Linked DNA regions of Homo sapiens: region 1 is linked to region 2. A link is an interaction called in ENCODE POLR2A ChIA-PET data of the cell type or tissue named here. Cell type or tissue: IMR-90. All regions are shown on one strand. Links, peaks and the distances in the headings refer to the core of each region. The heading gives the core; the rest is flanking DNA.

Region 1 (11,530 bases), core at 4,004-6,503, 160 kb after region 2:
TCCCTCCTAGCATTGTGGATGGGCCTACCAGGGCCAGGACTAGGGTGAGACAGGCCAGCAAGGCGCCCAGGGCATAAAAGTTAAAGAGTCACTCACCCCCGGGGTCATACCAGTAGAGGGTCGGCACCTGAGAATGAATGCCTTCTAAATTTTACACTTGCTTGTCTTGCTCTAGTCCCAGCTCTGGGACCTACCCATGGACACTAGACCCTGGTCCCCTCCCACGTCCCCAGGGCTGTCTCTTTGGTAGCAGCATCCCTCCCATCAGCTGCAAACACAGCTTCTGTGTAAATGCCACCATCAAAGCCTGCCTTGACCCACTTTGCCCTCTAGCTATTGCTCCATTCTTCTGTTTTTCCCCTTCCTTCCTTCCTTCCTCTTTCTTTCTCTTTCTTTCTTTCTCTCTTTCTTTTTCTTTCTTTTCTTTCTTTCTTTCTTTTTATTTCCTCTCTTTTCTTTGTCTCTCTTTCTTTTCTTTCTCTTTCTTCTTTCTTTCTTTCTTGCTTTCTTTCCCTCCCCCCCACTTCCTTCCTTCCTTCCTCTCTTTCTTTCTTCCTCTTCTTTTTTGTTTTTTTGGAGACAGGGTCTCACTCTGTCACCCAGGGTAGAGTATAGTGGCATGATCTTGGCTCACTGCAGCCTCAATCTCCTGGGTTTAAGTGATCCTCCCACCTTGGCCTCCCAAGTAGCTGCGACTACAGGTGCATGTGTGCCGTCATGCCTGGTTATTTTTTTACTTTTTGTATGTTTTTTGTAGAGATGGGATCTCCCTATGTTGACCAGGCTGGTCTCGAACTCCTGGGCTCAAGAAATCCTCCTCCCTCCACCTCCCAAAGTGCCAGGATTACAGGCGTGAGCCACCATGCCTGGCCCTTCTGTTCTTATTTCTAGGAAAGCTAGTCATCCACCTTTGCTGTCTCCAGTTTCTCTCCTTCCAGTCTCCACCAGAAGTTGCTCTCGACCTCCACCCAACAGCATGGCCTGTTGTTGATTCAATGTCTCCCATCCAACTCACTGTGGCCCCAGCCATCCTCCCAGCCTCCTGCCTTGGTAGATGCTAACTCTGCCCTTAATTCTCATGTCCTAATTAATACCTGGGTTGTGGGTGCTAAGAGGTCCCCAGCTCCTCCCAGCTCAGAGTCCAGTGACAAAGCTCCTTTACATTAACAGGTCAACTTCTTCCAAATCCCTGGGCTGCTGTCCATGACTACTGGGGGGAACATGCCCATGGATTCCACCATTTACTGTGCTATGGTTCAGAGGTCTTGGCATCGATGATGACTGAGGGAATCATAAAAATGTGAAATGAAGGGCAGGCATGGTGGCTCACACCTGTAATCCCAGCACTTTGGGAGGCTGAGGCAGAAGGATCACTTGAGCTCAGGAGTTCGAGACCAGCCTGGGTAACATAGTGAGACCCTATCTCTACAGATTTTTTTTTTTTTTTAATTCGCTAGGCTGGTGTTGCACGCCTTTAGTTGCAGCTACTTAGGAGGCTGAGGTGGGAGGATTGCCTGAGCCCAGGAAGTCAAGGCTGCAGTGAGCTATGATCGTGCCACTGCACTGCAGCCTGGGTAATAAAGGGAGACTCTGTCTCAAGAAAAAGAAGTGAAAGGAAAAGAAGAGTCATCTCGGGAGCACATTTCTCTGTGTGTGAGGAAATGTTACATATATAGTAAATATAGAGAGATAGAGACACAGAGAGAGAGATAGTCAAAAGCAGAGGCTAAAAGTCCAAGGAACCAATTGCAATGAGGTGCCACTAAACATGCATTTAAAAAAATCAGGGTCAGGTGTGATGGCTCACACCTGTAATCCTAGCAATTTGGGAGGCTCAGACAAGAGGATAGCTTGAGCCCAGGATTTTGAGATTAGCCTGGGCAACATAATGAGATCCCATCTCTACAGTTTTTTTTCTTTTCTTTTTTTTTTTTTTTTTTTTTGAGTCAGAGTCTCGCTCTGTTGCCAGGCTGGAGTGCAGTTGTGCAATCTCAGCTCACTGCAACCTCCACCTCGTGGGTTCAAGCAATTCTCCTGCCTCAGCCTCCAGAGTAGCTGGGACTACAGGTGCACACCACCACGCCCAGCTAATTTTTGTATTTTTAGTAGAGACAGGGTTTCACCATGTTGGCCAGGATGGTCTTGATCTCTTGACCTCGTGATCTGCCTGCCTCAGCCTCCCAAAGTGCTGGGATTACAGGCATGAACCACCACGCCTGGCTACAGAATTTTTAAAAATGCCTGTTTTGCTAGCTACTCAGGAGGCTGAAGTGGGAGGATTCCTTGAGCCCGGGAGTTCAAGTTTACAGCGAGCTATGATCATGCCACTGCACCCTAGCCTTGCTGACAGAGAGACCCTGACTCTATAAAAACGAAAACAAAAACCTGAAAAAATCAGATTTAAGGCCCATAAGACCAAGTTTTAGTGAAGATAGAAAGCATCTGGAACCCTCACAGATGGCTGGTAGGGTTGCAAAAATCATATAGTCATTTTGGAAAACAGTTTGGCATTTTATTTTTTTTAAAAAATCAGCCTAGGTGACAGAGCAAGACTCCGTCACACACACACACAAAATCTATGTATTTGTCGTGTAGTGTAGATATTTATTTATTTATGTATTTTGAGAGTCTTGCTCTGTCGCCCAGGTTGGAGTGCAGTGGTGCAATCTCAGCTCATTGCAACCTGTGCCTCCTAGGTTCAAGCAATTCCTGTGCCTCAGCCTCTGAAGAAGCTGGGATTACAGGCATGCGCCACCATGCCCGGCTAATCTTTGTATTTTTAGTAGAGACGGGGTTTTACCATGTTGGCCAGGCTGGTCTCAAACTCCTGACTTCAGGTGATCCATCTGCCTCGGCCTCCCAAAGTGCTAGGATTACAGGCGTGAGCCACTGCGCCCAGCCTAGTGTAGATCTTTAAATAGGGGGCGTTTTCTTTAAAAGTGAAACACACCCTTGCCATATGACCCAGAATGGCATTATATGGTGAGTGTCCAATCTCAGCTATCTACCCCAAAGAAATGAAAGGTTTGTCTGAAAATGTTCACAGCAGCTTTATAAAAATACCCCAAAAATGGAAGTCACTCAAATGTGCACCCACTGATTGTAGGGAAAAGAAAGAGAGATCAGACTGTTACTGTGTCTGTGTAGAAAGGGAAGATATAAGAAATTTCATTTTGACCTGTACCCTGAACAATTGCTTTGCCCTGAGATGCTGTTAATCTGTAACTTTGCCCCAGCCAATTTGCCCCAACCTCTTTGCCCCAACCTTGAGCTCACAAAAACATGTGTTGTATGGAATCAAGGTTTAAGGGATCTAGGGCTGTGCAGGACGTGCCTTGTTAACAAAATGTTTACAAGCAGTATGCTTGGTAAAAGTCATCACCATTCTCTAGTCTCAATAAACCAGGGGCACAACGCACTGCGAAAAGCTGCTGGGACCTCTGCCTTGGAAAGCCGGGTATTGTCCAAGGTTTCTCCCCGCCTGTGATAGTCTGAAATATGGCCTCTTGGGATGAGAAAGTCCTGACCGTCCCCCAGCCCGACACCCATAAGGGGTCTGTGCTGAGGAGGATTAGTAAAAGAGGAAGGCCTCTTGCAGTTGAGATAAGAGGAAGGCCTCTGTCTCCTGCCTGCCCCTGGGAACGGAATGTCTCGGTATAAAACCCGATTGTACATTTGCTCAATTCTGAGATAGGAAAAAAAACGCCCTGTGGCGGGAGGCAAGACATGTTGGCAGCAATGCTGCTTTGTTATGTTTTACTCCACTGAGATGTTTGGGCAGAGAGAAACATAAATCTGGCCTACGTGCACATCCAGGCATACTACCTCCCCTCGAACTTAATTATGACACAGATTCTTTTGCTCACATGTTTTCTTGCTGACCTTCTCCCCACTATCACCCTGCTCTTCTGCCGCATTCCTCTTGCTGAGATGGTGAAAATAATAATCAATAAAAAGTGAGGGAACTCAGAGACCGGTGCCGGTGCAGGTCCTCCATATGCTGAGCGCCAGTCTCCTGGGCCCACTTTTCTTTCTCTATACTTTGTCTCTGTGTCTTATTTCTTTTCTCAGTCTCTCATCCCACCTGATGAAATATACCCACAGGTGTGGAGGGGCAGGCCACCCCTACACTGATGAATTAATAAAGTTGCGTATATTGGCGAGGCACACCGGCTCACTTCTATAATCCCGGCACTTTGGGAGGCCGAGGCGGGAGGATTGTTTAAGCCCAGGAGTTCAAGACCAGCCTGAGCAACATAGCAAGATCCTGTCTCTAAAGAAAAAGAAAGGGAGTATATTTATACATGGAATACCACTCCACGATAAAAGAAAAGAACTACTGGTTGAATTTCAAAAACACAATTGACAGAAGCCAATCGCAAGTTATTTCATTTATATAATTAGTACTATCATATTAATTTATAATTTGTATTATTTCATTCATATTCTAGAAAATGCAAACTATAGCAACAGAAAGCAACTCGATGGTTGCTTAGGAGCATGGATCAGGACGATTGACTGCAAAAGGGCTTGAGGGAATTTTGGAGTGATAGAAATATTGTAAAACTCCACGTGGTGGTGTTTGCATGTCTTATACATTTACTCAACGTGATCAAACTGCACACTGAAAATGGGTGAGTTTAGGCCAAGCACAGTGGTTCACATCTGCCTGTAATCCTACCAATTTGGGAGGCCTAGATGGAAAGATCACTTGATCCTAGGAGTTGGAGACCAGCTGGGTAACCTAGTGAGACTTCGCCTCTACCAAAAATAAAAAATAAAAAAATTTAAGTTCTCCAGCCATGGTGGCATGTGCCTGTGGTCCTGGCTACTTGGGAGGCTGAGGTGGGGGATGGCTTGAGCCCAGGAGGTGGACGCTGCAGTGAGCTGTGATTGTGCCACTGCATTCCAGCCTAGGTGACAGAACGAGACCTTGCCTCAGAAAAAAAAAAAAAAAAAGGGTGGGGGGAGGTAAATTTAATTGTAAGTTATTTCACTATAAAGCTGTTAAAAAATAACTATTAAGTCTAAACAGTAATCCTGGGAATGTATATTGGGAAACTATATTGTACCTCTGCAGAACTGAAAAACATACAGAGACAGGCATGCAGCCGGTGTTCAATAAATGCTTTCAGAATGTAGTGGAAACATTATGCACCAGTGTTTATTGAAAGGAAAGTCTCCCTGCTCTCTCAAGTTCAAGTCAGCCCAGGTTTAACATTATCCTTGTCTGCCACCTGGTGGCCCAAATGGGCAAAGTGGGTGTCCTGGTCTTTCGCTCCAAACTTCAAAAAGCTGTAGTTGGGCTTAAAGGCCGTGGATGGAAAGAAGGGAGACTTTCGCCCTGGAAATCCGGTGCCCCGAGAGGCAAGTTGGTCAGAGGTAGGGGTATAAGGGGATTATTAGGGTCTATGGGACTAGAATACAGCCTCTTAATGACAGAGGGAATATACTTTGGTGAAACCAAGAGGCCGATTGAACACAATTGGCCACCTTTGCACACTGAGATAAAATATGAGGAGGATTTTTGCGAAGCCAGGAAGGAGAAAAGTTTAGGGACAACAATGAGGTAAGTAGGAAAATAATCATATGGACACACATGGTGAGTTCGGGGATGCTCAGGGGGCTGAAAGGTTGGCAAGGGAATTCTGAAAGGCCAGAGAACATCTCCCTGGGTGGAGAGGCTCCTGGGAGCCAGGGAACAGGAATCTCTTTTCTTAGATATGCCTGGACCTTTGGACCCTCAATCCCACTTCCGGGGCACACCCCACAGGTAAACATCTTCGCGAGTGTGCTACGATCCTGTGAGTAGGGGCCTTACAGTGTCTGTAGAACCACTGAGAAGAAGAGCAACCTTCAGGAGACGGCCACTGAGGAATCGGCTTGGCTTTCCTGGCAACTGTACAGGAGGCCCAGGCTCAGGGGCCTGTGGACAAGCCCAGTCTTGCTTCTTACAAAAATGGGTTGAGTCACCTCTGCAGGACACAGATAGGCGAGGAGGTGGCTTGTTTTTGTTTGTTTGTTTTTGTTTTTGTTTTTAGATTGAGTCTTGCTCTGTCACCCAGGCTGGAGTATAGTGGCACAATCTCAGCTTACTATGATCTCCGCCTCCAGGGTTCAAGCAATTCTCCTGGCTCAGCCTCCCAAGTAGCTGGGATTACAGGGATGTGCCACCACGCTTGGCTAATTTTTGTGTTTAGTAAAGACAGGGTTTCACCTTGTTGGCCAGGCTGGTCTCGAAATCCTGACCTCAGGTGATCCACCTGGCTTGGCCTCCCAAAGTGCTAGGATTACAGGCATGAACCACCGCACCTGGCCTGTAAAGGTGGCTTGTTTTAAATGTCAATGATAGACGACATTTAGTGGGACAAAAGGGGAGTATAGGAACTTTTACATTTTCAGTAGTTGGTGACCTTGGTGGCTGAAATCTGGGAGCTCTAAGTGCTATGGTTTAAATGTTTGTATTGCCTCAAAAATTTGTATGGTGAAACCTAATCCCCAATGTGATGGTGTCAAGAGGTGGGGACTTCAGGAGGTGAAGGGGATTAGTGTCCTTACAAAAGAGGCCAGATGGAGCTTGTTTTCCCTTTCCTCCAGGGGAGCACACAATGAGAGGCTGCCATCTATTAACCAGAGAACAAGTCCTTGCCAGACAGCAAATCTGCTGACACCTTGATCCTGGACTTCTAAGCCTCTATAACTGTAAGCAATACATTTCTGTCACATGAAGGCACCCAGTTTATAACATCAATCTGTAAAATTTTTTTTTAAGTTTTATATCAGTATAGGAAACTTTTTTTTTTGAGACAGGGTCTTGCTGTATTGCCCAGGCTGGAGTGTAGTGGCACAATCACGACTCACTGCAGCTCTGACCTCCCAGGCTCAAGTGATCTGCCCGCCTCAGCCTACTGAGTAACTGAGACTACAGGTGCGTGCCACCACATCCAGCCAATTTTTGAATTTTTTTTTTGTAGAGATGGCGTTTCTCCAAGCTGCCTAGGCTAGCGTCAAAGTCCTGGGCTCAAGTTCAGGAGGCCCACCTCGGCATCCAAAAGTGCGGGGATTATGGGCATGAGCCACCGTGCCTGGCCGAAACCGGTAGTATTTATTTATTTTTTTTTTTGAGACAGACCCTCGCTCTGTCACCCAGACTGGAGTGCAGTAGTGCGATCTTGGCTCACTGCAACCTCCGCTTCCTGAGTTCAAGTGATTCTTGTGTCTCAGCCTCCTGAATATGTAGGATTATAGGTGTGCACCACCAAGCCTAGCTAATTTTTGTATTTTTAGTAGAGACAGGGGTTCACCGTGTTGGCTAGGCTGGTCTCAAACTCTGGGCCAGCTACTCAGCTACTCAGGAGGCTAAGGCAGAAGGAATTCGACGCTGCATGAGCTATGATCCCGCCTTTGCACTCTAGTCTAGGCAACAAAGCAAGACCCAGTCTCCAGAAAAAACATAGTGTGACTGCTGTGGGGATCAGGGAGGGAGGAAGTGATGGAAAATTGCCTAACAGAGAAAATCAGTCCTCTTAATCGATAAAGAATTTCTACAAACAAAGAATATGTCATGTATACAACAGAAAAAGTAGCATAAGAATGTGTTCAGAATAAGCACTACAAATCAGTGTCTCTCAAATAAACGAAGAGATCTTTAAGTCATTCATAGTAAGAGAAATGCACATTGAATTCTCACTGTGATGTCAACCACTCATTTTGTGGTATCCCAACAAGCAAGATAATCAGACGTTACATATTTTCTATCAGAAGTATGCAGCACCACATGTGAAGTGGTCCTCCAAAAAACAAAACAAAATAAAACCTAAAACCCAAATCTGATTATGCCTCTAGAATATAAATACAAGTTTACACAGTAGACAGGGGATAGAAGAACTGTTAAAAGACACCACCCGGATGCAATCAGCAAAACCTAAATGGTGGGATCCTCTCCAGAACAAATAAACTGGTTTCTTCCACATGCAACAAAATTTAGAAAGAAAATTAAAGAGAGGCAGATGGTAAATCTGAAGACTGAAAGAGATTCAAGAAACACATAAAAATGACAGATAATAATAAGTGTTGGTAAGGATATGGAAAACTTGGAACTTTCATACATTGCCAGGGGAAAGGAAAATGGTGCAGCTGCTTTGGAAAACAGTCTGGCAGTTTTTCAGGGGATTAAACATGGAGTTGCCATATGACTCAGCAATTCCACTCCTAACTATAAAGCCAAGACAATTGGTGGGGCATGGAGGCTCACGCCTGTAATCCAAGCACTTTAAGAAGTCAAGGTGGGTGGATCACCTGAGGTCAGGAGTTTGAAACCAGCCTGGCTGACATGGTGAAACCCTATCTCTACTAAAAATACAAAACTTAGCCAGGCGTGGTGGCATGTGCCTGTAATTCTAGCTACTTGGGAGCTGAGGCATGAGGATCCCTTGAACCCAAGAGGCAGAGGTTGCAGTGAGCCTGGGCAACAGAGTGAGACTCCATCTCAAAAAAAAAAAAAAAAGAGAAAAAAGAAATATCTACTTATTTGCAAAGTATGAACGTTATTTGAATCCTGATTTAAAAAAAAACTTGTATTAATACAAGTATCATTTATAAATACTAAAGAACACGACCATATATTTGATTAAATTGAGAACATATTATGTTGTGGAAATACACACATACATATATATGTTCCTTTTCTTTAGTAGGACATGATGAAAACTTTACAGATGATATGATGTCTGGGATTTGTTTCAAATAATGATGCAAGAGAGAGGTGGCCATCCGGAAAACACCAGGTTATATTCAACCTGAGAAAGCTGATTTAAAACAGAAACAAAAACAAGATCTTTGTTATTGCTGAAGACGGACAATGGGTATGTTGGATTTCTTATACTACTGTTTCTACCTCAGACTTGGCTCATCCTTTGGTGCTGTGCAGCCCTTGAGCAGGCTTGACCCTCTCTGTGCCTCAGGGAGGTTCACCTGCTGTTCTTATTCCCACCAGCTCCCACCTGCCTGGCACTTTCCCTTTTGGAACCTCAGGTTCTGCTTCTGTAGGATTTGGGAAATCTGAGCCCAGTTTCATAATAAAAAGTCAGAAAACAGGTCAGTCGCAGTGGGTGACTTTGGTAATCCTAGCACTTTGGGAGGCCGAGGTGGGTGGATCACTTGAGGTTAGGAGTTCGAGACCAGCCTAGCCAACATGGTGAAAGCCTGTCTCTACCAAAATATATAATATATTTGTCAGACACACATATGTTTATAATATAATATAATATACATCTAAATATTGGACTCCGTCTGTTGCCCAGGCTGGAGTGCAGTGGTGTGATTGCAGCTCACTGCAGCCCCCACCTCCTGGGCTTGAGATCCCCCCATCTCAACTTCCCAAGTACTTGGGAACACAGTTGTGTGCCACCATGCCTGAGAGTCCTTTTTTTTTTTTTTTTTTTTTTTTTGGTAGAGACAAGTCTTGTTGCCCAAGCTGGTCTCTAACTCCTAGCCTCATGTGATCCTCCCATCTCTGCCTCACACAGTGCTGGGATAACAGGTGTGAGCCACTGTGTCTGGCCCAAAATATTTCAAAAGGTAGCCATCTGTGAGGCCAGGCAGATCTTCCTGCTGGGCTCCTGGTGAATTCTAGAATGTGATCAAGGGCAGGCATGGGAGGAAGCCCTGCAGGAGTGCACCATGGGGCGAATATGGACTCCACCTGGGCAGATTAAATTGGGAAAGGGTCGGGAGAGGCAGTCAGATCATACACTTAGGAGAGTTTCAGGTGAGAGGACCAAAGGCCAAAACACTCCCGGAGCTTCGAAAAGGGCCTGGAGAAGCCTGGCAGGCACACAGAGCCTTCACCTTTGCCCTGGAAGCCAAGTTGTGCCCTTGCCCAGGATGAGGTAAATGGCGTGAGGGACACCACGAGCTCTTTGGCTCTTGTTTCTGGAGACAGATTTTTGTTTTTTCACCCAGGCTGGAGTGCAATAGTGTGATGAAGGCTCACTGCAGCCTCAACCTCCCCTACTAAAGTGATCTCCCACCTCAGCCTCCCAAGAAGCTGGGACTAGAGGTCACAGGCCACCACAGCCCATTAATTTCTTTTAATTATTTTGTACACTCTGAGTCTATGTTGCCCAGGCTGGCCTCCAACTCCTGGGATCAAGCGATTCTCCCCCTTGGCCTTCCAAAATGCTGGGATTAAAGGAGTGAGCCAATCGCACCCAGCCACTGCGGCCTCTTAGATCTGCTTTAGGATTTGGAGCCTGGGGGCTTCTGTTCCCCAAGGACCACTAACCTTGTCTGAGGCCCCTTTGGAGGGCTCAGCGCGCCCCCTTGGCCAAGGACGCCACACATTGAGAGCCAGCTGCTGCCAGAAGCTATTACTGTTATTACCGGCCGGCAGCACAGGCTACAGCCACAATCGTAAGAGGGAAATGGACTGAATCCCCACACCCCAATCCCTCACTCACTCCGACCCGAGGCTGTCTACCCGGCCTGGCATGTCCCGGCGCTCCTGGGGCCCCTGTACTCCGCTGGTTCCTCGCTGTGGTGTCCCGCAGCCCGACCATTTCTGTGCTTCTAGGAGCCCACCCTGGGCGGCAGGGAGGCGTTGCGTGGGGCTCACGAGTTCCACGCTGTCATCTCCACCAGCTCCTACCTCCCAGGCGCCTGCCCTCCCGCACTGTCAGGTTCTGCCTCCGCAGCATTTGGCAGATCTGAGCCCGGTCCCTGTCACCCCTCCGCGGGAGCCTCATAGTGACCCTGGAGGAGAAGCAGCAGGAGCCCACAGGCCACCGCGCTCGGCCGCGCGTGAAGTCTGTGCAGCCGCATGGTCGGCTCGCTGGTCTCGGTTCTCTGCCGACGGACACGCTGCTGTTCACCCAGAGGCTGCCCCGGGTCGGTCCAGCCGTGGATCCAGTGCCTTGCCCAGCCTCGGAGTTTGGACTGGGCAGGGAGTCGGCGGGGTGCGCTGACTTGGGCCGGGAAAGGTGGGTTGGTAGGAGAGCAGGACTGAACAGTCATAGGTGGGTGGGGATCTAGTGGTAGGCAGGCCCGGGCACGGCCACTTCCCTTCTGCCCGGGCCCCTTTGGCATCCTCAGAAGGGGCTGCGCGGCTTCTGTAGTCCTCCGCGATCCAGAGAATCCTCTCCTCAAACCTGTCGTTGTCCACAGGCCCGATGAGCGCGCTGGGGGATCGATAGGAGGGGGCAATAAACTAGAATTGGAGATCCCAAGAGGGCTTCTCTGAGGAGGTGCACGTTCAGGATCCCCACAGTTGGAGAAATGGGAAGGAACTTGATCGGGGTGAAGGAACCGCTTGAGCAAAGGCAGGGAGGCGTGACGGCGCCCTTCATTCTGGAAGCTCCTCCTTGCTTTCAGGACTCAGTTTCCTGGGTTCCCCTTCACGGCCCCTCATCTCCTTACAGTCCAGGGTCTGAGGGTCTCCGCGGTCCCCTCCCTACTCAGTCACGCCATTCTTTTGAAACGTACACGTGACCGCGGCACTTCTTAAGGAGCGCCCCCCTTTTCCTCGGTGGCT
Region 2 (13,350 bases), core at 4,372-6,871:
GAACTGAAATAATCAAACTAGTACTCAAAGGGTCTCAGAAAAGTCACTGGGGACATCCTTTAGCCTCTGTAGGCTCAAAACTATTCCCTGAGGCTTGTGACACACAGGACACCACAAAGGCTGTTCAACATGGCAGCACATGGTCTGTGTCACAGAACTGCAGGTTTCAGAGAATTCAGTGGTGGGAAGATTGCTCTTTGAGAGAGATAAAGGGGTGAATTATATCTGTTTCCTTTCAAATCTGGTATGCCGTGCTAGCTAGAGATCTGCACTGCAAAAATCCTGAACACAAACTAACCAACAAAAGCAGAAAAGACAATTTTAAACACGGAAGTGGAAGGTAAGCACTCTAAAAGACCAGAGACAGCCTCTGAAGCGACCTACCACTGAAAAGTCCCTGTTTAAGGGCCTGTAGGCAAGTTGAGCACAGACAAAACAAAGGTTCAATTACTACCGCTCTTCCAAACCTAGCTGTACTAGATAATCAAGAGCAGAAGTTTCAGAATCAAAGAAAAGGTACTTGATAACTGGCTGGTGCTAGAGATTCTCCCATTCGAACACAGCTATCCTTGCCAGTCAGCCTATCCCAAAGCATCAGCTCTGGAAGTGACTCACTACCGAGGGATGCTATTTCAATAAACAAATCAGCCACCACTCACCTGTTCACTGTAGAGAACCTGGACGTTTTTGATGATGCGACAGTGCTTCTGAAGAATGGCTACTGCCTGAGCCAGAGGCATTCCTGAAATAAAGCAAGACACCTATGTGGTTATTTTGGCTATCCATCTATTGACATCTACCACTTCACTAGGCACTGGTCCCTGCAGTAAAGCCTGGGGATGTTTGGGGGCTACTAAGGTCTACAGATACATGAGTAAATAAGAGTTCAATAAGCAGTAAGAGCTACAATAATGTTAAGCAGCAAGCACTAAGAGAATACTTGGACGGTGCACAGGTGTCCAACTCTTTGAATGCAAGGACTCTTTTGCTTATCTGTGGTGGTGGATATCACAAAAATCATGCATGGGCCGGGCGTGGTGGCTTATGCCTGCAATCCCAGCACTTTCGGAGGCCAAGGTGGGAGGATCACTTGAGGTCAGGCATTTGAAACCAGCCTAGCTAACATGGTAAAACTCTGACTCTACTAAAAAAAAAAAAAAAAAAAAATTAGCCAGGCGAGGTGGCTGCCCTTGTAGTCCCAGCTACCCGGGAGGCTGAGGCAGGAGAAATGCTTGAACCCAGGAGGCGGAGGTTGCAGTGAGCCAAGATCACGCCACTGCACTCGGCCTGGGCAACAGAGCAAAACTCTGTCTATAAAAAAAAAAAAAAAAGATGCGTATGATGCATGGACCCTTTTTACATTTTTATTTTTTTTAAGCTCATTAACTATCATTAGTGTTAGTCTATTTTATGTGTGGCTCAAGACAATTCTTCTTCCAATGTGGCCCAGGGAAGCCAAAAGGTTGGACATGCATGGAAGGGGATGGGAGGCAGTGAATATACAAAAAGTCTTCCTGGAAACAGGGACCTCCACACTGATCTGACACAGACAAGCGCTCAGAGAAAGCAAAGTAAGTATGAATCAAAGAACCAAGCAAGAAAAGCACTGACTGCATAATTCTGCAGACCCAGGTTTTGGTCCTCACTCTGCCATGGCTTAGATATGACCTGAGATAGGTCCTTTCTCTTCCTTTCTGGCACCTGTCTCTGCATCTCTGAAATGAAGGCCTATTAGAGTACATGACTTATAAGGAACAATTTTAAAAGTTTAAAATCAGGACTGGGTGTGGTGGCTCATGCCTGTAATCCCAACACTTTGGGAGGGCAGGGCAGGAGGATCGCCTGAGGCCAGGAATTTAAGACCAGCCTGGGAATATAGTAAGATCCTGTCTCTACAAAAAGTAAAAAAATTAGCTGGGCATGGTGGGATATGCCGGGACTACTCTAGGTCCTGGGGTGGCTAAGGTGAGAGGATTGCTTCGGCCCAGGAGGTTGATCCTGCAGTGAGCCATGATAAGTGCTACTGTGCTCCCGCCTGGGTGACAGACAAGACCCTATCTCAAAAAAAAAAAAAAAAAAAAAAAAAAGTTTAAGATCACTCATCCACCAGAATCAATGAATCAACTTATTTTACCAAGGATTTCACTGGATTTTTACTTAAAATCCCACAAATATCTAGTTCTTTTTATTTTTTATTTAATTTAAAAATAGCGACAAGGGGCCAGGCCCGGTGGCTCACACCTGTAATCCCAGCACTTTGGGAGGCCGAGATGGGCAGATCATCAGGTTAGAAGTTCAAGACCAACCTAGCCAACGTGGTGAAACCCTGTCTCCATTAAAAATGCAAAAATTAGCCAGGCATGGTGGCACACACCTGTAGTCCCAGCTACTCTGGAGGCTGAGGCAGGAGAACTGCTTGAACTCAGGAGGCAGAGGTTGTAGTGAACCGAGATAGCGCCACTGCACTCCAGCCTGGGAGACAGAGCAAGACTCTGTCTCAAAAAAAAAAAAAAAAAAAAAAAGCAACAGGGGCAGGGTACGGTGGCTCATGCCTATTAAAATACAAAAAAATTAGCTAGGCAGCCAGGTGCAGTGGCTCACGTCCGTAATCCCAGCACTTTGGGAGGCCGAGGAGGGCAGATCACGAGGTCAGGAGATCGAGACCATCCTGGCTAACATGGTGAAAGCCCATCTCTACTAAAAAAGAAAAAAAAAAAAAAAAAAAAAAAATTAGCCGGGCGTGGTGGCGGGCGCCTGTAGTCCCATAGTTACTTGGGAGGCTGAGACAGGAGAATGGCATGAACCTGGGAGGTGGAGCTTGCAGGGAGCCAAGATTGCGCCACTGCACTCCAGCCCGGGCTACAGAGCGAGACTCTATCTCAAAAAAAAAAAAAAAAATCAGCCAGGCATGATGGTGTGCCCCTGTCATCCCAGCTACTCAGGAGGCTGAGGTGAAAGGATGGCTTGAGCTTGGGAGGTGGAGGCTGCACTCTGGCCTGGGTGACAGAGCCAGGTGCTGTCTCAGGAGGAAAAAAAAAAAAAAAGCAACAGGGCGAGGCATTCCTGAATATCTCTTTTTTTTTTTTTGAGACGCAGTCTGAAGTCTCGCTCTGTTGTCCAGGCTGGAGTGCAATGGTGCGATTTCCGCTCACTGCAAGCTCCGCCTCCTGGGTTCACGCCATTCTCCTGCCTCAGACCACAGGCTCCCGCCACCACGCCTGGCTAATTTTTTGTATTTTTTAGTAGAGACAGGGTTTCACCATGTAAGCCAGGATGGTCTCGATCTCCTGACCTCGTGATCCACCGCCTCGGCCTCCCAAAGTGCTGGGATTACAGGCATGAGCCACTGTGCCCGGCCTGAATATCTAACTCTTAACACTTGGTTCTTTAACTCATGGCCCATTATAAGCAGATTTACATATGCCTCCAGTTTAAGTAATCCAAATTCCAATGACATCTCCAACAGTCTAAGGACTCACTGAGACCACCAAAAAGTTTGTTTCCAGGCTGGGCGCGGTGGCTCACACCTGTAATCCCAGCACTTTGGGAGGCCGAGGCAGGCGGATCACGAGGTCAGGAGTTTGAGACCAGCCTGGCCGGCTTGGTGAAACCCTGTCTCCACTAAAAATACAAAAAAAAAAAAAAAAAAAAAAATTAGCTGGGCATGGTGGTGTGTGCCTGTAGTCCCAGCTACTCAGGAAGCTGAGTCAGGAGAATTGCTTAAACCTGGCAGGCAGAAGTTGCAGTGAGCTGAGATCGTGCCACTGCGCTCCAACTTTGGCGACAGAGTGACACTCCGTCTCAAAAAAAAAAGTTTGTTTCCAGAGTCCATTATAATTTAAACAAGAAGAAACACACATAGAGACAGGTCCTGGGCAATCAAAAAACAAAGACTCATAGTTTAATGAATACAAAAACAATGTATCTGCTGTTCACCACTCTCTGGATCCCTTGTACCCTGCTCAGAGCTAACCACCCAGTGACTGGTTTTGTTTTGTTTTTTTGAGACACAATCTCACTGTGTCACCCAGGCTGGAGTGTAGTGGTGCAATCTTGGCTCACTGAAACCTCTGTCTCCCAGGCTCAAGAGATACTCCCACCTCAGTCTCCTGAGTAGCTGGGACTACAGGCATGTGCCACCACAACTGGCTAACTTTTAAATTTTTGGTAGAGACTAGGTCTCACTGTGTTGCCCAGACTGGTCTTGAACTCCTGGGCTCATGTAATCCTCCCACCTCCGCTTTCTAAAGTGCTAGAATTACAGGTGTGAGCCACCGCACGTGGCCAATACAGTGACTATTGAATAAATATTTACTGAGTGGGACTGATGGATTGTAGAGTGGGTGACAAGAGAAAGGAAGGAAAAGGGACCATGGCTTCATCCGATGGCAGTCAGTTCACATTTAAATCAGTTGGCCTCCAGGTCAAAGAGATGCGATATGCAAAAAAGAGCTGACAAATGAAGAATTAATTAGAAGGTAAAAAGCTCATGGCTCATCTACATTTAAACAATCTGATTCTACCCTCATCTGAGAGGCCATTCTTCAGTCTGAAGAAAGTTGAAGGCAATCATCACAAGGCTGACTTATAATCTTTAAAAAAGCACTTTTCAGCCTTCCATAGCATAAAACCTGGCCCACAGTAGGGACTCAATAAATGTTTGAGAATATGAACAAGCTGGATGCATCCCTCACCTTTGCCATTCCTAAATGGAGGAACATCTATGCTGTCATTCCCAGGAGGAATGGACAAACATCCACGTGCAGAAGACAGAGAAACTCAGTTAGTTAGATGTCAAGAAAGAGGAAGGCCGCATGGCTTCTCTGATCCACGTGGCACATGCCAGTTTCTTTTTCTTTTTTTCAAAGAGACGGGGTCTTGCTATGCCACCCAGGCTGGCCTCAAACTCCTGAGCTCAAGCTATCCTCCCGTCTCGGCCTCCCAAAATGCTGGGATTATAGACATGAGCCACCGCTCCCAGCCCATGCCAGTTTCTTGAGGGAGGATTCCATTTACCACATCAAAGGATGTCTCAGCATCTTAGGATCTTAGGATCCTGAGTCACCCAGGGAGAAACTCACCCAGAGGAGACGAAGCAGCCATGGTGACTGGTCATCACACAGCTACTGGTAAAGGAGGGCTACGAAAGATCTCTAAAGGGAACTAACTATATGAATGGCAAAGAAACAGGAGCACTATCCCAGCTCTAACAGAATGGTCAGCCTTCTAAACCGCACAAATCTTTGTCTCACAGATCTCAGCACTTGCCTGCTTATAACCTCTCAATGGCTTCCCATTGCAGGCAGATAAAACCCAAACACCATGTCATCACCAAAGGCCCTGAATATTCTGGATCTTACCCATCTATATCTTCTTTCCACTGTTCACCCTTTGTTACTTGCACACGTCAAGCTCCTTCTCACCTCAGGCTTCTGAATTAGCTCTTGTTGCTGCTGGAATCTGGAATGCTCTACCCAAAGCTGCCTCTTGTTCGCACTTTAGGTCTTGGTCACACCTCACTTCCCTCACTGCCTTATTCAATGAAGCCTCTCATACCATTTATTTATCTGTTAGTCTCCCTTATATCCTCACAGAGGTAGGACCTTGTCTGTCTTGTTCACCTCAATACCTCCCAGCACCCAATCACTGTGCCTGGCACAGCTGTAGGTGGTCATGCACATCTGTGAAACAAAGCAATTAGGTAGAACACTTAGGTCCTATACCACGAATCCTGTTGACCACCCTCCTTCTCTTGAACTCCTATTGTCTCTCCACCAATACTACTCTCCTCTAACTTTTCCAAGTCTCTCCAATAGGCTATGTTTCTTCTGCTCATCCCTGGTTCAACTAACCACCCAGTTTCTGACTCATATCTCCATCTGTTTTCTGTATACATCTAAAGGCAAATAAAAGCCAACAGATTAAAAGTGATCTTTTCATCTTCTCTGTATTCTAGGTCTCAATATCTATGTCCAACATCATACAGAGTTTCTCAAGTCAGAAACCTCTAGATTCCTCCTTCTTCCCCACCTCTCCAAATCCAGTTCTTCCTAAACGAAAGCCCACAATACACTTCACTAATACATATCCTTTTTTCCACAGATTTGCACAGATTCCAACACAAAGTATCCTTGATAGTATCCCAGGCAGCTATAACCAAACAGAATTGGGACTCTGGGAAATCCATTTTCTTCTTCTACCAGTACATCATGCTCTAATTATAATACCAAATTGCTTATAGTTCCCTGCACACATCATCTACCTTTTCTCCTGTGGTTTTTTTTTTTTTTCTTCTTTCATTCGACTGGAAGATTTCCAGCTCCTGTTGTTTGGCAGGAAGCCTTCTCTGAACCCCTAGGTCAGGTCAAGTCCCTTCTTCTTCCCCTCCACAGTACCCTATACATCTTCTACTTGATTATAATAAAAGGAACTATTTCTATAATCCCTCTCTATCACTAGACTAAGCTCTTCAGGGAATAAGATCATTTCTTTTTTTTTAAATTTTTATTTATTTATTTTTTATTTAAATAGAGACAGGGTCTCACTATGTTACCTAGGCTGGTCTCAAACTCTTGGCTCAAGTGATCCCCTCACCTCAGCCTCCCAAAGTACAAGCATGAGTCACTGTGCACTGTTTATTTTCAATGTTTGTGAGCAGAGTTCACAGAGGTAGATGATGCCTTCAACACAGTGAGCCTTCAGTCTCTGTGGAACAAGGTAATCTCGGAGAAGGTATTTTCTTCACTGACCCTTTAAATCTACCTTTTTTAGTCCCTTTCAAGACTAATTTCAAAAACAAATTCAGAGACTTGCCTCTGCATCAATACATTCTGCAACTCTCATTGAAAACATTTCAGGGCCCGGCACAAATGCTCATGCCTCCCAGCACTTTGGGAGCCGAGACGGGAGGATCACTTGAAGTCAGGAGTTCGAGACCAGCCTGGTCAACATCGTGAAACCCCATCTCTACTAAAAGTAAAAAATTACCTGGTGTGCGCAAGCCTATAATCGCAAGAGGCAGAAGTTGCAGTGAGCCAAGATCACGCCACTGCACTCCAGCCTGGGCGACAGAGTAAGACTCTGTCTCAAAAAAAAAAAAAAAAGAGGCTGGGTGCGGTGGCTCACGCCTGTAATCCCAGCACTTTGGGAGGCCGAGGTGGGCGGATCACGACGTCAGGAGATCAAGACCATCCTGGCTAACACGGTGAAACCCTGTCTCTGCTAAAAATACAAAAAATTAGCTGGGCGTGGTGGCGGGCGCCTGTAGTCCCAGCTACTTGGGAGGCTGAGGCAGAAGAATGGCATGAACCTGGGAGGTGGAGCTTGCAGTGAGCCAAAATCACGCTACTGCACTCTAGCCTGGGCAACAGAGTGAGACACCGTCTCAAAAAAAAAAAAAAAAGAAAAAGAAAAAAAGAAAACAAAACATTTCAAATCTGCACTGCCTTTACTCCACTGCTGGTCAAATCATCAGTGACATTCATATTCACAGAGATTCTGCTTGGCCTAGGTTTTCCTTTCCCTGTGTTGCTCGCATTTCCCTAATCATCCAACATTATACAACCAGGAAGGCAGCCAAGGAGCTGCCAGGATGCAGCTTCCCATTGTGATGCCAGGCAGATAATTGCATCTGCATTTGCACAGATTCCAATAAGAAACCTGGTGACAAAGTTGAGTCCACTTTCAGAAGGAAAGAGCAGTGGCATGCAGGATATGCCTGTTTGGCGACTTTTGTTTATCATCTCTCTCTCTGAGCCTGTCCCTCACCTGGCAAAAAGAGATAACAACACCTATCTTACAAGCCTGTGGTGGCAAGAGGTAAGTTCTTCCTGGTTCACTAGCCTAGGCATGTAATTCTAAAGCAGATTCCCTTCCGAGACCTATCCCTACCTAACAGCCCCAAATGTAGTTTGGACGTGTTCAGGGTGGGGGAGGAGATTGACAGAGGTGGAAAATGACTTTCCATTTTTAAAGTCTGATAAAGTTAAATTAACACCATCTCTCAGGCAGACACCATGTAAAAATGAATTTTAAGACCCAAGGGAATCATGAAGCCTCTGGGCCAGTCTATGAGCTTCCCCCTAAAATTCAATTCTTGACCCAATATACAGAAATGCCCTTCTCACTGTTTTTGGTTGCTATTTAGACAGTTTGTAAGAACTGTGTAAACCCTTGATTCCTGGGAAACTAGCAGAGCTAGGAGTCAGGGTTAGGGTATCAAAACAACAGCTGAGAGAAGCCTTGCTCTCTCACTCAGTTTTCTGGAAATCCTCATCTCAATTAATATCCTAGTAACTACTTTTTTTTTTTGTCTCCTTGAGACAGGGTCTCTCTCTGTCACCCAGGATCACGCCCAGTGGTGTGATCATGACCCACGGCAGCCTTGACCTCCCAGCCTCAAGTGATCCTTCCATCTCAGCCTCCCGAGTAGTTAAGACTACAGGCCTGGCTTTTTTTTTTTTTTTTTTTTTTGGTAGAAACGAGGTCTCACTATGTTGCCTAGGCTGGTCTTGAACTCCTGGCTTCAAGCTATCCTCCTGTCTCAGCTTCCCAAAGTGTTGGGATTACAGCCATGAGTTACTGCACCCAGTCCCTACCACTGCTTTTGACCAAGGGACTCTGAATACTTGTACCACCAAGAGATCCACAACCTAGTCACACTACTAAGCACAGTTTGAAGCTATGGTTGTGGTTTTTATCCAGCCGTGGGAGGATCTTGCTTGGGTAGAAGCTGTCAAGGAGAGGGGAGGAAAGGAGTTAACCAGAAGCCAAACAGCATTAGCATGGTATCACCAGCCTTCCAACCAAGCTCTTAGTGCTTCACGAGAGAATGGAGCATTTTGTACCAGCTAATATTTTGGAAAGAACTCTGCAGGAGTGGTGTTAAGTTATGAAAGAATTTGGCCAACTCCCCTAAATTAAACCGGCTTTTATGGTTGGGCATGGTGGCTCACACCTGTAATCCTAGCACTTTGGGAGGCCAAGGCGGATCACTTGAAGTCAGGAGTTCGAGACCAGCCTAGCCAACATGGCGAAACCCAATCTCTACTAAAAATACAAAAATTAGCCGGGTGTGGTGGCAGACGCCTGTAATCCCAGCTACTAGTAGGGAGGCTGAGGCAAGAGAATTGCTTGAACCCGGGAGGCAGAGGTTGCAGTGAGCCGATATTGTGCCACTGCACTCCAACCTGGGCAACAGAGTGACTCTGTCTTAAAACAAAACACCAACAACAAAAACTAGCTCTTACAACACACAGGACATATGTAGCCACTAAGCATCAGCAGGGCCTTACCAGCAATCTGTACCACCTGGTTTCTCCAACACACTGTCTCCACAGACATAAGTCTTCCAGAGTCAAGGATAATTTATAATCCAATGGAGCAGCTGATTTAGTCCAGTAGCTCACACTAGAGTGACTAAAGTTCAGGCCTGCACAAACAAACAGCACCAACACCTACCCCACCCCCTTTTCTTAGTGCTGGGACATCAAAGTAAACACACAGGGGTTACTGAATGCAAACATCCTTGTACACATAAAAGTAGTGATGCTGGAAATGGAGAGGGTGAAGGGAGAAGGCTGGGCCAGCAAACCCCAAAACGACCAAACTGCATTTTTTAGAAACTAAATGTTACTTCTCCCTAACTCCTATTTCATCCAACCTTCACCTGTCACAACTGAGGTCTGGGTTTAGGATTACAGCATCCGATACAGACTATATTTCAAAAGAGAGAGAAGCGGGGCCGGGTGCAGTGGCTCACGCCTGTAATCCCAGCACTTTGGGAGGCCGAGGTGGGCGGATCACGAGGTCAGGAATTCGAAACCAGCCAGCCTGGTCAACATGGTGAAACCTCGTCTCTACTAAAAATACAAAAATTAGCCGGGTGTGGTGGCGCGTGCCTGTAATCCTAGCTACTGGGGAGGCTGAGGCAGGAGAATCGCTTAAACCCACGAGGCGTTAAGTTGCAGTGAGCCAAGATCACGCAACAGCACTCCAGCCTGGGCGACAGAGCGAGACTTCGTCTCAAAAAAAAAGAAAAAAAAGAGAGAAGCAAGTCAGCTGTTCCTTTAATACACACAAACTCAACTCCCTTGACCAGAGCCCCAACATCTGATCATGGGTTCCAAGCCTAGGTTTCCCCTCCTAAAAAGGGGAAGGAAGCCACAGCCCAGAAAAGCAGTGGGAGACAGACCACAGGCCACAGTGATGATCAGAGGGGTCAGCCACTTCTCAGCCATTATTTAGTCTGTAAAATGGAAATGGGAATAACAACAGTACCTATCCTCAGGTGCCGGCGAGGGGTACTAGAGAGAATTACGTCCAAAAAGAGCAGGGCCGGGCATTAGGCATTTGGGGAGAGCAAGCTATTATTGTCTTTACTACTACTGTTCCACCGTCCCAGAAGAGACCCTGCTGAGACCCGAGACGAGCAACTGACAGGCAAATCGGGCCAGTTGGAGCGGGTATCTAGTGCCTGGAGCCCAGCGAGCCGAGAGGACGAAAGAGGTGAGGAGCTGCGGGCGCAGGGGCGTGAGAGACTGAGAACAGGTGGGAAGAGCCCAGGAGAAAGCAAGGATCAGCGAATGGGGTCCTGACAGAGGACCCCAAACTCACCCAGCGTGAATTCCCATTGCTCGTTCCCCAGAGAGCGTTCGGGCACTACCTCCAGGTCCAGCATTGGTTCGGCTCGCCTGGCCCGGGCGGCCTCCCTGCGGCAGCGCAGAAGGGACCCGAGCTAAGGAGACAAAGCAGCGGCTGACAGGCCGCCCCCGCCGGCCCGCCACAGCCCCGCTTTCCACCTCCTCCCCGGCGGCAGCGGCAGCAGCACCGGCCCAACACCACACCTCACCTCACTTCACCTCACCTGCAGCAGCCGCGGCAGCGGGGGCAACGACGGCGGCGGGCGCGACTGCAGTAAAAGTGGCGTGCCGGGCCGTAAAGCGCGGGGAGGGCCGGGCGAAGGCGGGAGTGCCAGCGCGAGGGAGGAGCCTGGGGCGGAGCCGCGCACGCGCAAACTGCGGGTCCCGCCGCCGTCTCTGCGGAGGCTGAGTCGGGCAGGGCTGTAACGTTGGGAACTGTTCGGGCTCTAGGAGCAAGGAGCCCAGTACTTCGTGAGCCCCTACATCTGTGCACCACAGCACACACACTTCACATATCTACATAAAGAAGGGTTCACCACACAACACACACGTCACACAGCTGCACAAGACCCGTCTGCTGTCTACACACACGTCCCACTCACGTTCACTGGTAGCAGAAGGCAAGTACAGAGGGCACGCTGAGGCCCAGCAGGAGGGAGGACGCGGAGTCCCTAAGCCTCACGGCCCCCACCGTCTCCGTTGGGGCCGGAGGTGACGCTGGCCGCAGCAGCTTTTAGTTGTTCAGGAATGACGGCCCCACCCAGTCGCCCCTGGGGCAAGGGTCGAACCGTAAGCGAGTGAGGACTGTGGGCGTTAGGGGTCGGAATTGGTTCGGGGAGAGGACTGGGTAGAAGAGGAAGGGGCCAGGCCAGGCCTCCCTGCTGACCACATCCAAATGTGCGCAGTCCCCCGGGACCAGGATCCGAAGCCGCCGGCAGCAGCGTGGACCAAAGCTGTGGGGGTCTTGATCAACCCCTTGGCGCTTTCTGTGCCACAGTTTTCCTAATCTGCAAGGGACAGGAAGGTTCCTCTAGCAGGTTCAGCCTGAGGTTTTGGCCCGTGCCCCGGGACACCCTGAAACTAAAGGACAGCCGAGGCCTATGCTGATGCCAAGCCTTCACGGAGGCAGTCTCTGGGTTCTCACAACCAACCTGAGATGCGAGATTATACCGACTTTACATAGGCGAATACATGAGGCCCAGAGATGTTAAAGACCCAAGGCTCCTTGGTTCTAGGCGCAGAACCCAAGTCCTTTCCATTACATTGCCCCTGGAAGAAGGTTTTCAGTAGGGGAGAGAGTGGCATACTAAATTCTCAAACTGGCTTGATACTAGCGTTTCTTTGGAGGCTCTATCAAAATTTGAAGTCGCTGTTTGATTAAAATGAACTACATGGAGAAGGTTGTCCACTGCAGCATTGTATGCCAAAACAACAGAACTGGGTCACTGAGATGTCCAGTAGGGAAGTGGCTAAATAAACCGTGATATAGATAGATAGATAGATAGATGATAGATAGATAGATAGATAGATAGATAGATAGATAGATAGATAGAGATATGTTTTTAAAGGTGAATGCTGAGAGCAGTGCTCACAGCGGTAATACCAGCACTTTGGGAGGATGAGGTGGGAGGATCGGTTGAGCCCGGGAGTTGAGACCAGCCTGGGCAACATAGCAAGACCCAGTCTCTATTAAAAAAAAAAATTAGCTGGTGTCATGGCAGTAGGTTGGGCCAGGAGTCCTAGCTACTCAAGAGGCTGAGAGGTGGGAGGATAGCTTGAGGATAGCTGCAGTGAGCTGTGATTATTGAGCCCCGGGGCTCCAGCCTGGATGACAGAGCAAGATCCTGTCTCTAAATAAATAAATAAATAATAAAAAGTGAAGTAGGTCTCTATGTTGATGTGGAAGGAACTCCAAGAGAAAAAAGCCAGGTGCAGAAGTATGCATACCATGACCACCCACCACCCCCCTCCCCCGGCCTTTTTTTCTGTAAAAACAAAAATAAAAGAAACAGTGGCTGTACCAAAAAGAAAGAACATTTCTGGAAAAATAAAACATTGTCAATCATACCTAATAGAGTGGCAGAGGACAGGAATCAGGGGGTCATTATTCCTTATCATGACAAGCATTAAAGATATGTTTAGAAAAGCCTAGTTGGGCAGCTGGGCTAGATAGCTTGGGAAGGAAATCTGGGGAAAAATCTTAAGATTGGTGAGGAGCAATCTTAGTCAATTAAAAGTGTCTGGCTGGGCGCGGTGGCTCACGCCTGTAATCCCAGCACTTTGGGAGGCCGAGGCAGACAGATCACCTGAGGTCAGGAGTTTGAAACCACCCTGGCCAACATGGTGAAAACCCGTCTCTACTAAAAATAGAAAAAATAGCTAGGTGTGGTGGTGCATGCCTGCAGTCCCAGCTACTTGGGAGGCTGAGGCACGAGAATCACTTGAATCCAGGAGGTAGAGGTTGCAGTGAGCCAATTATCACCCCACTGCATGCCAGCCTGGGCAACAGAGCAAGACTCTCTCAAAACTTGGAGGGGACTTATTTCTGGAGGAGAAAGATGGGTGGGGCCTAAATTGGGGTGGGATAAGCCCAGTGGGGTTGTGGGATAAGCCCAGTGGGGTTGTACCAGAGGCAAGACAAAGAAGAAACCACATCATTCTGGATAACAAAGTGAAAAGGATTTCTAATTTGGGTAACCCCCAAACAGAA

Evidence for each region. ChIA-PET counts read pairs that join two places held together with the same protein. Peaks named below come from ENCODE experiments on the same cell type or tissue, not always from the same donor. Only the 100,000 strongest peaks of a DNase experiment are listed, where the experiment ranks them.
Region 1: POLR2A ChIA-PET joins it to region 2 with 17 read pairs; 6 of 35 experiments call an interaction of 5 or more read pairs at or near these places.

Annotation. Positions count from the first base shown.
Region 1 is chr16:66,947,975-66,959,504 of GRCh38, reverse strand. LOC107984881 (a long non-coding RNA gene) reads left to right here and starts at 5,306. Exons shown (of 4, transcript XR_007065090.1): 1 at 5,306-5,382; 2 at 6,598-6,702; 3 at 8,694-8,864; 4 at 10,574-10,625. RefSeq lists enhancers at 1,709-1,758, 1,769-1,818 and silencers at 7,653-7,853, 7,853-8,053, 8,899-8,948. In IMR-90, for the core only: a CTCF peak has its summit at 5,237 (motif pointing left); a DNase peak (open chromatin) is centred at 5,224.
Region 2 is chr16:67,107,504-67,120,853 of GRCh38, reverse strand. It overlaps PHAF1 (phagophore assembly factor 1), which reads right to left and starts at 10,913. Exons shown (of 16, transcript NM_025187.5): 1 at 10,615-10,913; 2 at 660-742. The coding sequence starts at 10,678. RefSeq lists a silencer at 10,778-11,037 and enhancers at 10,597-11,338, 11,339-12,081. In IMR-90, for the core only: no CTCF peak of the experiment used is centred there; DNase peaks (open chromatin) are centred at 5,053 and 5,873.